2 separate regions of the Homo sapiens genome follow, and region 2 is linked to region 1. A link is a loop called in an ENCODE intact Hi-C map of the cell type or tissue named here. Cell type or tissue: CD4-positive, alpha-beta T cell. All regions are shown on one strand. Links, peaks and the distances in the headings refer to the core of each region. The heading gives the core; the rest is flanking DNA.

Evidence for each region. Peaks named below come from ENCODE experiments on the same cell type or tissue, not always from the same donor. Only the 100,000 strongest peaks of a DNase experiment are listed, where the experiment ranks them.
Region 2: it touches region 1 in a loop (2.3-fold over the local background); 1 of 110 quality-filtered maps calls a loop at or near these places.

The regions. Positions count from the first base shown.
Region 1 is chr7:26,039,529-26,044,907 of GRCh38, reverse strand. All of the region lies in intron 4 of LOC105375199 (a long non-coding RNA gene), which reads left to right. Among named protein-coding and RNA genes, the nearest start is that of MIR148A, 92 kb to the right of the region's middle. In CD4-positive, alpha-beta T cell, for the core only: no CTCF peak of the experiment used is centred there; no DNase peak of the experiment used is centred there; H3K27me3 peaks cover 343 bases.
Region 2 is chr7:25,965,840-25,971,218 of GRCh38, reverse strand. The region is part of intron 6 of LOC105375199 (a long non-coding RNA gene); the gene reads left to right. Among named protein-coding and RNA genes, the nearest start is that of MIR148A, 19 kb to the right of the region's middle. RefSeq lists enhancers at 2,222-2,661, 3,112-3,171. In CD4-positive, alpha-beta T cell, for the core only: no CTCF peak of the experiment used is centred there; DNase peaks (open chromatin) are centred at 2,528 and 2,858; H3K4me3 peaks cover 802 bases.

The DNA.
Region 1 (5,379 bases), core at 314-5,313:
GATTTCTCCCCCAAACCTTCTATCTTGGGTTTTCATTCATTCGATAAATATTAATTAAGCATGTTCTGTGTGCTTAATATAAACTGAGATGTAATAATGAACAAGACAGACCAGATCCTCGCTTGCATGGAGCCTCCATTCCCGAGGATGTTTATTGGAGGGTGGGGAATGCGGGGAGATGGATAAGCAAGCAAGGAGGTCTAAAGGGTGCCAAGTGTGATGAAGTCAATGAAAAGGGAGCTGTGGCAGGGCATGATGGGGAGGAAAAGCCTCTCTGAGGAGGTGATCTTTGGCTGACATTTAAATGATACAAAGAAGCCAGAACTTTTGGCAAGCCCAGGCAAAGGAAACAGCAAGTGCAAATGTCCTGAGTCAGGACAAGTTTGGTTGATTCAGAGAGCTGAAAGGAAAATAGCGTGGCTGGAGCAGAGTCAGCAAGGGCAGGAAAGACAAGAAATGAGAGCAGGGAGGTCGGGGGGCCAGACTATGTAGCCGCCTTGGGGTCAAGACGAGAAGTTCAGATTTTACGTCCACCATGCAATGCAAAGTCATTAGAGGAGAGTGCCATGATTTAATTTATGTTTTTGAGAGGCTTCTCTGGCTGCTGTGTAGAGAATAGATTATAAAAGGACAAGCTGGAAATCAGAGCCCAGTTGGGAGGATATTTCCATTCCTAATGTGAGATGATGGTGGCTTAGACTAGGAGATGGAGCGAGGCGTCTGGGTTTGGGAGATATTTTGGAGGTAGAGCAGACAGTCTTACTGATGGATTAGACATGGAGGGGAAGTCGAGGGAAGAATCGTAACCATCACTTTGGCTTTTGGTTTGAGGCTGAATGGATAGTGGATTTTACTTACTGAAATGGGGAACATGGGAGGAGGAACTGGTTGTTTGTGTGTGGGGAGGGTGAGAGCTTTGTTTAGGTCGGAAGTCTCAAGCAGGCATCAGGCTGGAAGAGCCTGCAGCTGAGAAGAGAAGCTCTGTGGATGCCTCACTTTACATTCCCCCATACTGGGAGTAGGACTCTATTTAGAGTCTGCAGCAAGAGAGAAGAGGGATCATGGCGGATGGGAAGCGGGACTAGATTGCAGCTCCCACATGGATGGACAGAGCAGTGTGTGGAGACTCGCATCGTGGTTTTTTGCTCCAGAACTACTGCAGGAATAAACCAGGAAGGCTGAGAGGACCCACAAACTCTCTGAAGGAAGTGGATTACTCCTGCAGGACCTGGGAGACACCCCAAATACTGTGCTGATATCCACGGCTGAGAGACCTGCAGACAGTTCACATCACAGTACTCTGTGCACACAACTCCCAGTGCCAGCCCCTGGAGCCTGGTAGACCTGCTGGGTGGCTAGTTCCAGAAGAGAGCTAGCAATCACTACAGCTCCCAGGAAGCCACATCCTTAGGAAAAGGGGGAGAGTACTACACCAAGGGAATACTCTGTGGGACAAAATAATCTGAACAGCAGCCTTGAGCCTTAGCTCTTCCCTCTGACATAAAGTCCGCAGCAGGAACACAAGGCCTGGACATGGAGATACTTCCTAAGTGCTTAATGGATTGAGTTGTTCTCATTAAAACGTAAATATGCTCCCAAAGTGATAACTCATTGCATGTCTTTAGTCATCTCAATTAGTATGAATTTACGTGTTTATTTTATGACAGCTATTTGAAAGCTGATGTTTAAGGAGGGGTAACAGAAAGACTTTAGCAGCACTGGGCTCCTTTGAGAGACAAGCTGAGCCTTATGAGTATCCCAGGAAGGAGAGGAAGGATGATAAAGGGGAGTCAAGAAAAAACTGCGGCAAGTGTAACTTTGCCTAAGGCTACTGTAATTCCTTCATTTCCAGGAATTATATATTTTTCAAATGTATACATTGAAATTATACATTTTTCAAATGTATAATTACTGCCTGCCTTGTTTTTTAAAAAACAAAGGCTGAAAACAACAACAAATGACTAATTTTGCAGAACATTTCCAGTTCATTTTCTTTATTCTAGTAAGGCGTTCTATTGCATAAGTTGTATTATGATGTGTTTATAATGTATAGAATTTCTACCTACAGACAGATTCATAAAATGTTTTGCTACTTGGGGACATTTTTGTATAATACTACAGTTAAAACCTGACGAACTAGTCTTCTGTGAGCTGGCGGTATATCCCATTTTTGAGAAAATAATCTTTGATAAACACCGAATACTCACTCTGTGACAGATGTTGCATTCAGCACTCATTTCTGAGTTCCTTGGGAATAGCAACTGACTTGGATCTCAAAGTCTGTCCGGGCTGGCCTTGTGGAGACTCAATGAAGTTTTGAATGAAAAAAATATATTTAAATTAAGGCCAATAACAATGAATAAAACTGTTCTTTGTAGTTTTGTTCTTTTGAATCAAAACGAAATAAAACAGCCTATAATTCCAACACACTGGGAGGCCGAGGTGGGAGGATCACTTGAGCTGAAGATTTCAAGATCAGCCTGGACAGCATAGTGAGACCTTGTCTCTACTAAAAATAAAAAAAAATTAGCCAGGCGTGGTGGCGCGTGCCTGCAGTCCCAGACACTCTGGAGGTTGAGGCAGGAGGATTGCTTGAACCCAGTAGATTGAGGCTGCAGTGAGCTATGATTGCACCACTGCATTCCAGCCTGGGTGACAGAGCAAGACTATCTCAAAAACAAACAAACAAACAAACAAACAAACAAACAGAAAAATAAAATAAAACAAACCAGAGGCTTCCACGTTAGGCTTTTGGGTAATTCTACCCATTGGGCTCACTTCTCCCTGTGGTGGAAGTGAGTTTTCCTTCTCTACGTTGGGTGCAATCATGGTTACATTGCTTTGATTTTCTAAGTAGAATGAAATCCAACTCTGTGTTTCTGTGATAAGGACGTAAAGAGAAGGAAGTTTAATCTTGATGATGTTTTGAGGAGCCCTTTGATTTGTTTAAGGACAATTTAAAAATAAATGTAAAATCATGACTATCAAATAAATTCAAAAATGAACAATGTGAAAGATTTTACTTAACTCGTTAATGAGGAAACAGGAAGATGTCACTACTGGCTCAAAGGAGAATTCAAACCATACACTATATCGGCCATCAGGAATGCTGAAATGAACTTACAAATAGGCGCAAATCTGGTCAATATCCACAGGTCAATAATCAACTGTGTTCCACCAGACAAAATTCGTTTGCATTTCAGTGGGCAAGAATCATCCACGTTACTACCTGTATCAGTTTCCTAGGGCTGCTGTAACCAAGTACCACAAACTGGGGGGCTTAAACAACAGAAAAGAATTGTCTCCTGGTTCTGGATGCTGGAAGTTCGAAATCAAGGTGTTACCAGGGCCATGCTCCCTGTGCGATCTGGGGAGGATCCTTCCTTGTCTCTTCTGGCTTCTGGTGGTTGCCTGTAAACCCTGGTGTTCCTTGGTGTGCAGCTGTGGCACTTTCGCCCCTGCCTCCATTGTCACATGGTGCTCTCCTGTCATGTCTCTGTATCTCTTCTTCTTCTTTTTTTTTTTTTTTGAGACGGAGTCTCCCTCTGTAACCCAGGCTGGAGTGCAGTGGCACGATCTCGGCTCACTGAAACCTCCACCTCCTGAGTTCAAGCAATTCTCCTCTCTCAGCTTCCTAAGTAGCTGGGATTACAGGTACCTGCCACCATGCCTGGCTAATTTTTGTATTTTTGGTAGAGACGGGGTTTCACCTTGTTGACCAGGCTAATCTTGAACTCCTGACCTCAGGTGATCTGCCCGCCTTGGCCTCCCAAAGTGCTGTGATTACAGGCATGAGCCACCACACCCGGCCTTCTTCTCTTCTTATAAGGACACCAGTCATGTTGAATTAAGGGTCCACTGTACTCCAGTATGCCCTCCTCTTAACTAATTATACCTGCAATGACCCTATTTTCAAATAAGGTCACTTTCTGAAGTACTGGGTGTTAGGACTTGGACATATCTTTTGGGGACACAATTCAACTCACAACACTACCTATTTTCTTTTTCTTTTTCTTTTTTTCTTTTTTTTGAGACAGAGTCTTGCTCTGTTGCCCAGGCTGGAGTGCAGTGGCACAATCTCAGCTCACTGCAATCTCCGCCTCCCGGGTTTAAGCGATTCTCCTGCCTCAGCCTCCCAAGTAGCTGGGACTACAGGCGCACACCATCATGCACAGCTAATTTTTTGTATTTTAGTAGAGATGGGGTTTCACCGTGTTGCCCAGGCTGGTCGCAAACTCCTGAGCTCAGGCAATCTGCCAGCCTTGACCTCCCAAAGTGCTGGGATTATAGGTGTGAGCCACCACACCCGGCCAACAGTACCTATTTTCTACAACTACAAAATATTAATAGTAAAATAGCTCAAAGGTCAGGAAAGATGTGATAGACAAGATACCCAGTACCATTTTTTTTTCCCATTTCAGTCTTTTAACATTTTTCCTGACATTCTTCCTAGGGTTGCCCCCAAATCTGGCGATCTTTAGTCCACACTGGTCCCCATTGATATGCTTGCGAAAAGGCAAGAAGGTTTACTGCTCTGGGCTACCTGGGCATGGAGATTTGGCCAAGGCTCAAGGCCCCTGTGTTAAATTCAGGTGCTGACTCAAACTTGCCAGGTAACCAGGCACATGTTTCTGAGGTGCTGCCCCAGCCCAGGGTGCTGTGTGGGTAAAGCAAGTGTTTGGTCTTCTCTAAATGGCCAAATTTCGCTCCCGTCTCAGCCTCAGGGGCATCTACTGCCTGCTCCGCCCTTCCAAAGCTCTGAGCATTCCTCACCACTCCCTTCCAATCTCCCAAGGTGCCTGTGGAAACTCTCTGTCTTTCTCCTCTGAGTTTCTCCTCCTCATGCAACTCTGCTACATATATTCAGGGCACCTGCACAGTGCAATTGTGGGATGGCTTTTGCCATTGGAAGAGTCAACAGCAGCATGCACTTGGAGAGTGGGGAACAGACTGATGAATTCAAGGAAGGTTGATGTGGAAAGGAACAGGAGTTTCCAGTACCCTTTGAGTCGGGAGCAGAGGACCCTCTTCCCTGCACATTCTGATGATGACGGTTTTATGATATTGCTGCTTAAATTGCTCCCCTCACATTAAACTACCTCCCCTTCTCTCTGCTCTGCTTCTCTTTCATCTGAGGAGCAATGGAGTCCAGTTGGTAAGCATGGGAGTCCGGTTCCACCAATTCGGATGTTTTTTCAGACTTCTGTAGGAACACCTCTGGGCTCTGGCCATGGGTAGGGGCCAGTGATGCTGCGAAACATCTTGCAGTGCACCAGACAGGTGCATGTTTTGCCCATTTCAGTCTTTTAATATAGAAATCAAGGTGTCAGCAGGGCCCCCCGAACACCCGCCCCCTGCCGCCCAGCCCCAACAAAGCAT
Region 2 (5,379 bases), core at 259-5,258, 74 kb after region 1:
GGCTTCCTGCCTGACATCTGCCTCCCCTAGCATCTGGCGTCTCCCAGTGCAGGGTCTCCAGGGCTCTGAGGAGTCAGTTGGCTTACATTTTATTGGGCCTGGGTTGTAACTTTGTTCTTTTCTGCCAGGTCAGTTACCGCTCCTCTCTTGGCTACCCATCCACCGTCTCCTGTTTACTACTGTCTTCCCTGGAGCCTCTTTCTGCATGTGGAGTAGTAACTTTTTATTGTAGTCTTAGTGAGGTCTTAGGAGAGTGACTAGATGAACGTATGTGTTCAGTTTGCTGAGATTTTTACTTTTTGTTGTGGGTTGAATTGTATCCCTTCAAAATTCATATGCTGAAGTCCCACCCCCTAGTGCCTCAGAATGTGACCTTATTTGGAAAGAGGGATGTGGCAGATATAATCAGTTAAGATAAGGCCACACTGGAGGTGGGTGGACCCCCTAATCCAATGTGATTGGTATCCTTATAAAAAGAAGAAATCTGGACACGGACATGTGCACAGGGAGAATGCCATGTGAAGACTGGAATTATGCTATCACAAGCCAAAAGCAAGGAAAGAGGTTGGGAACAGATCCTTCCTTAGCTCATCCAGAAGGAACCAGCCCTTCCATAGCCTTGATCGTGGACTTTGGCCTCCAGAGCTAGGAGATAATTCATTTCTGTTGTTAAGCCACCCAGCCTCTGGCACTTTGTTACAGCAGTCCCAGGACACTTATGTGGGTTGAGCATCCCTTATTTGAAGTGCTTGGGGCCAGAAGTGTTTCGGATTTTAGGGTTTTTATTTTTTATTGTTTTGAATTTTGGAATATTTGCATATACATAATGAGATATGTTAGGAATATGACCCGAGCCTAAACATGATATTTATTTATGTTTAATATACACGTATGCACATAGCCTGAAGGTAATTTTATATAGTATTTTAAATAATTTCATGCATAAAACAAAGATTTGACTGCATTTTGACTGTGACCCATCACATGAGGTTAGGTGTGGAATTTTCCACTTGTGGCATTGTGTCAGCATTCAAAAAATGTCAGATTTTCAGACTAGGGATACTCGACCTGTACACACAAAAAAACCTTATTTTGATGTATGTATTCTTGCAGATCACCTCAAGTCTTTGGGAGAAGGTGCAGAATAAATAAATATAAATAACATTGAACCAACAGCAGTTTCTGAGTGTGGACTGAATTACCACAGGGTGTGCAAGGGGAGTGTGTCCACCGTTTTGTAGCTTAGCATGGTTTCTGGAACTTAGTTCATGTTCAACACATGTTAGTAGTAGTAGTAGCAGTAGTTGTTGTTATTAGTATTATTATTATAACTACATGAACCGGGCATTTTAAAATTTATTTCAATATTTAATTTAGAGAAGTACATGTATATATATTTTGGAGACAGAGTCTCACTGTATCTCGAGTCTGGAGTGCAGTGGCATGATCTCACTCAGCTCACTGCAACCTCCACCTCCCAGGTTCAAGCAATTCTCGTTCCTCAGCTACCCAAGTAGATGGGACTACACGCACCCACCACCACGCCTGGCTAATTTTTTTATTTTTAGTAGAGACAGGGTCTCACCATATTGGCCAGACTGGTCTCGAACTCCTGACCTCAAGTGATCTGCCCGCCTCAGCCTCCCAAAGTGTTAGGATTACAGGCGTGAGCCACTGTGCCCGGCCCTTGGCAAGGCTATGTTAAAACAAAGGATGTTATGGGTTACCTAATAACTTGACATAGTGTATTTTTTTGTTTTGTTTTGTTTTGTTTTTGTTTTTGTTTTTGTTTTGAGACTGAGTTTTACTCTTGTCGCCCAGGCTGGAGTGCAATGGTGTGATCTTGGCTCACTGCAACCTCTGCCTCCTGGGGCCAACCAATTCTCCTGCCTCAGCCTCCGAGTAGCTGGGATTACAGGTGTGCGCCACAACGGCCAGCTAATTTTTGTATTTTTAGTAGAGACGGGGTTACACCATATTGGCCAGGCTGGTCTCAAACTCCTGACCTCAGGTGATCCATCCGCCTTGGCTTCCCAGAGTGCTGGGATTACAGGCATGAACCACCGTGCCCAGCCCATAGTGGTAATTTCTTAATGCCTTTGTGGAACCAGCTCAGTGGTTGGGACACTTTTACAGGTGAGTGGGCTTTGAAGCATAAGGCTCTTCAGGGCAAGTCCCTTAGGAGCAGCCTTATAAAGACGTAAGGCAATGCTGACCTCTCTCGTGGCATGGGTCTCCCCTCTGGGCAGCAGCCCCTGCTGATGGCGGGGATAGTTCAGAAGGAATTTGGTGGCCGGGAACGTCCTCTGTGCTGAGCGCACCCTCTAGTCCTTTGCCATGCAGCTGTGGCGATTTGCGTAGCCTGTGCTATTTATAACTGCATATTTGCTCAGAAAGAACCATCTCATTTTCTGACTGCAGCTGCCCACACGGGTCTGGCCGCCGCTGGGGTTTTCCAGCAGGCCACCACGCCGCCACATCACTTGAGAGCATCTTCCGTGGGTTCTGCCTCGTTCTCCTGCCCTCATGACGTTCTGTGGTTTCACTTTGGCTCACTCATTCATCTCACAGCCATGCATTGAGCACCTACTATGGGCCAGACACTATCCAAGGCCCTCAGAAAACTGAGTGAGACACATGTGCTGCAAATCCCTCCCTCAAGTAGCTTGCAGGCTATGAGGAAGACTGATAGGCAATTTACTGTGCAGGTTCTTAGCCTTTGGTGTTAGTTTCTACCTTCTCTTCCTCTGTTTTCAAACCAGATCCTTGGCGGGAACCTGCCATGCCGCAAGCTTGTTTTTGTCTTTCCATTCACTGTCAAACTCTACCACGTGATTGCACCCACTCATTAAATGCCCTGCAGCCTGGCTTCCTGCCTAGATCACCAGTCACTCATACCGGCTACCCTCCCTTTACCCTCACGTTTCAGTTCTCTTTTGACTGTGAAGACCTAGTGTTGGACCCAGTGGAACACCTGTGTGTCTCCGCACGTGGCGCCCGCGCTGGCTAGCCTCACTCCTTTGCTCTGCTCCCTCTGACATGGGTTCTGTCACCTCCTCTTCCCTTGGGACCCAGGAGCCCTGACTTCAACCTGATCTTCCTTCTCTCCAGTTCCCAAACCCAGCCAGTCCCAGGCCGTCGTGTTCCCTCCCATCTCTGGAGGACTCATTTGGCAAGTGTCATGATTTACCTTGTGGTTTATCAAGGGGTACTGTTGATTGGTAGTTATTTTTGTCATCTCATAATTTGAGTTTTCATGCAGATTGTGAATGGTCCTTGTTCACAGAGCTAATAAGCAGTCCCTTCTGGCTGAATCTGCTGAGGACTGGCAATAGATATTTTCCCTTCTCTTTAGCTAGTTAGCTAGTGTGCCAGGCCTGGCCTGTGAGGCCATTCCTTCCCAGCTGTGCTGTGTAATGCAGGAGGCTGGCCCTTGTGGGCTATTTCTTAGGATCCGGTGTCAGCTGCTTTCTGGCTGGGTTTGGCCAATGGAAGGCACCAATGGGAACTGCATGGTGAGAAGAAGAGAGAAGCCACAATGTTTCTCCTTGCCCTTCCCTGTCTTGAATGGCATCTACAGCTCCAGCTCCTACCAATCAGGCCCCTGTGGTTCCAGCTTCTGCAGGGTGACCTGGCTTCTTCTGGCTTCTGGTAACACTGCTTCCTCCTTTGATCCTCCACTTTAGGGGCAGTATAGCTTCCTGTCCCTGCTCATCTCTGGGTTATGTCACCGTCTCCTAGTAACTGCTCAGCTTTGTTGTCTCCTGAGCAACCAAAATACTCAGAGTGGTTTCTGTTCCCTGGCTAGATTATGGCAGACATGGTTATTCCTGCCTTCTTCCCTTCCTTCCCTCTCTTCTTCCCTTGTTCCCTCCCTTTTTCCTTCCTTCCTTCCAATTAGTTATTTATTGCTGCATAACAAATTACTCTAAAACCTAGGCAATAAGCATTTAAGAGCTCACAGGTCCTGTAAGTAAGGAATCTGGGCACAGCCTAGCTGGGCACCTCTGGCTCAAGTTGTCTCATGCAGTCAAGCTGTTGGTAAGGGTTTTGGTCTTATCTGAAAGCATGACTTGTGAGGGGGCTTCATCCCCAAGATCACTTGCTTGGTGGTCCTCAGCCCCTTGCTATGTGGCCTCTCTGCAGGACACCCTTGTGATGTGGCAGCTAGCTTCCACCAAGGCAAGCGGTTATAGAAAGGGAGAAGGGGAGAGAAAGCCCGAGACAGAAACCACTGCCTTTTTATAGCCCAATCTTGGAAGTGGCATCTGATCTCTTTTTCTGTATTCTATTTGCTACAAGTGAAGTTAATAATAAGGCCAGCCCATATTCAAGAAGACACTACACAAGGGTATGAATACCAGGAGGTGTTGATAATTGGAGGTCATCTTAGAGACTTCTTGTCTTTCTTTCCTCCTTCTCAACCTACCTCCATCCCTTTCTTCTTCCTTCTGTTCCTTCCTTCTTCCCTCCCTCTCTTCCCTCCCTCCCACTCTTCCCTTTGTTCTTCTCTCCTTCCTCCATCCTTCCTATCCTCCTTCCCTCTCTCCCTCACTCCCCCTTCCTTCCCTTTCTTTCTTTTTTCCTTCCTTCCTCCCTTCCTCCCTCTCTTGCCTCCTTCCCTCCTTCCCTTCTTGCTCCCCTCTCTCCCTCCCTCCCTTCCTCCTTTCTTTCCTCCTTCCTTCCTTCTTTCTGGAAGTGGTAGAAATTATAAGGAGATTGTTTTGGGATCTTGTGCCACAGATTGTCTTTCCAAAGCCAACTCTACCTTTTGAATCCTGCATATTTCTTTGTCTTCTCCAACACCATCAGCAAGATATAAATGAAATGGGTGTCTATGGGCTGGTTTGGGAATACCATTTGTAATACTGCATACATGGGAACTTGTACTTGACACTCTATATTCCAAATATATTAGTGAATTTTTTTTGGACACAACCTATTTGTAAATTGCCAATTCGCTGGAATAACAACAATCACAAAAGATTGTTGTTTTTGAGACACCATTTGACTCTTAATATCAGAGATATTGTCATGCGCTTCCTGATTGGTTTAATTTCACCTGGGACTGATATTAAAGGAGGTATATTGTTCACATTACAGATACAGGTTCCTCAGTGCACCTATCTGTTAGGGATGAACTGAAGCATGGAAGTTAAAATAAGGGTAATATTATTTCTTCAAAGGTACTCATCCCTTTTGGAAATGGTACTCAATTCTTTTTCTTTAAATGTCACAGAATTGCTGATGTCATCAGTAGGAAATCTAGTTTATGGACCTTCCCTCCCAATGATAGCAGTCATTCCTGTGAAATGACACCTCCTTGCTAATATTGAATTGTGGGGTGCTACACTGAGTCACTCAAAGAGGAGCTGAGAA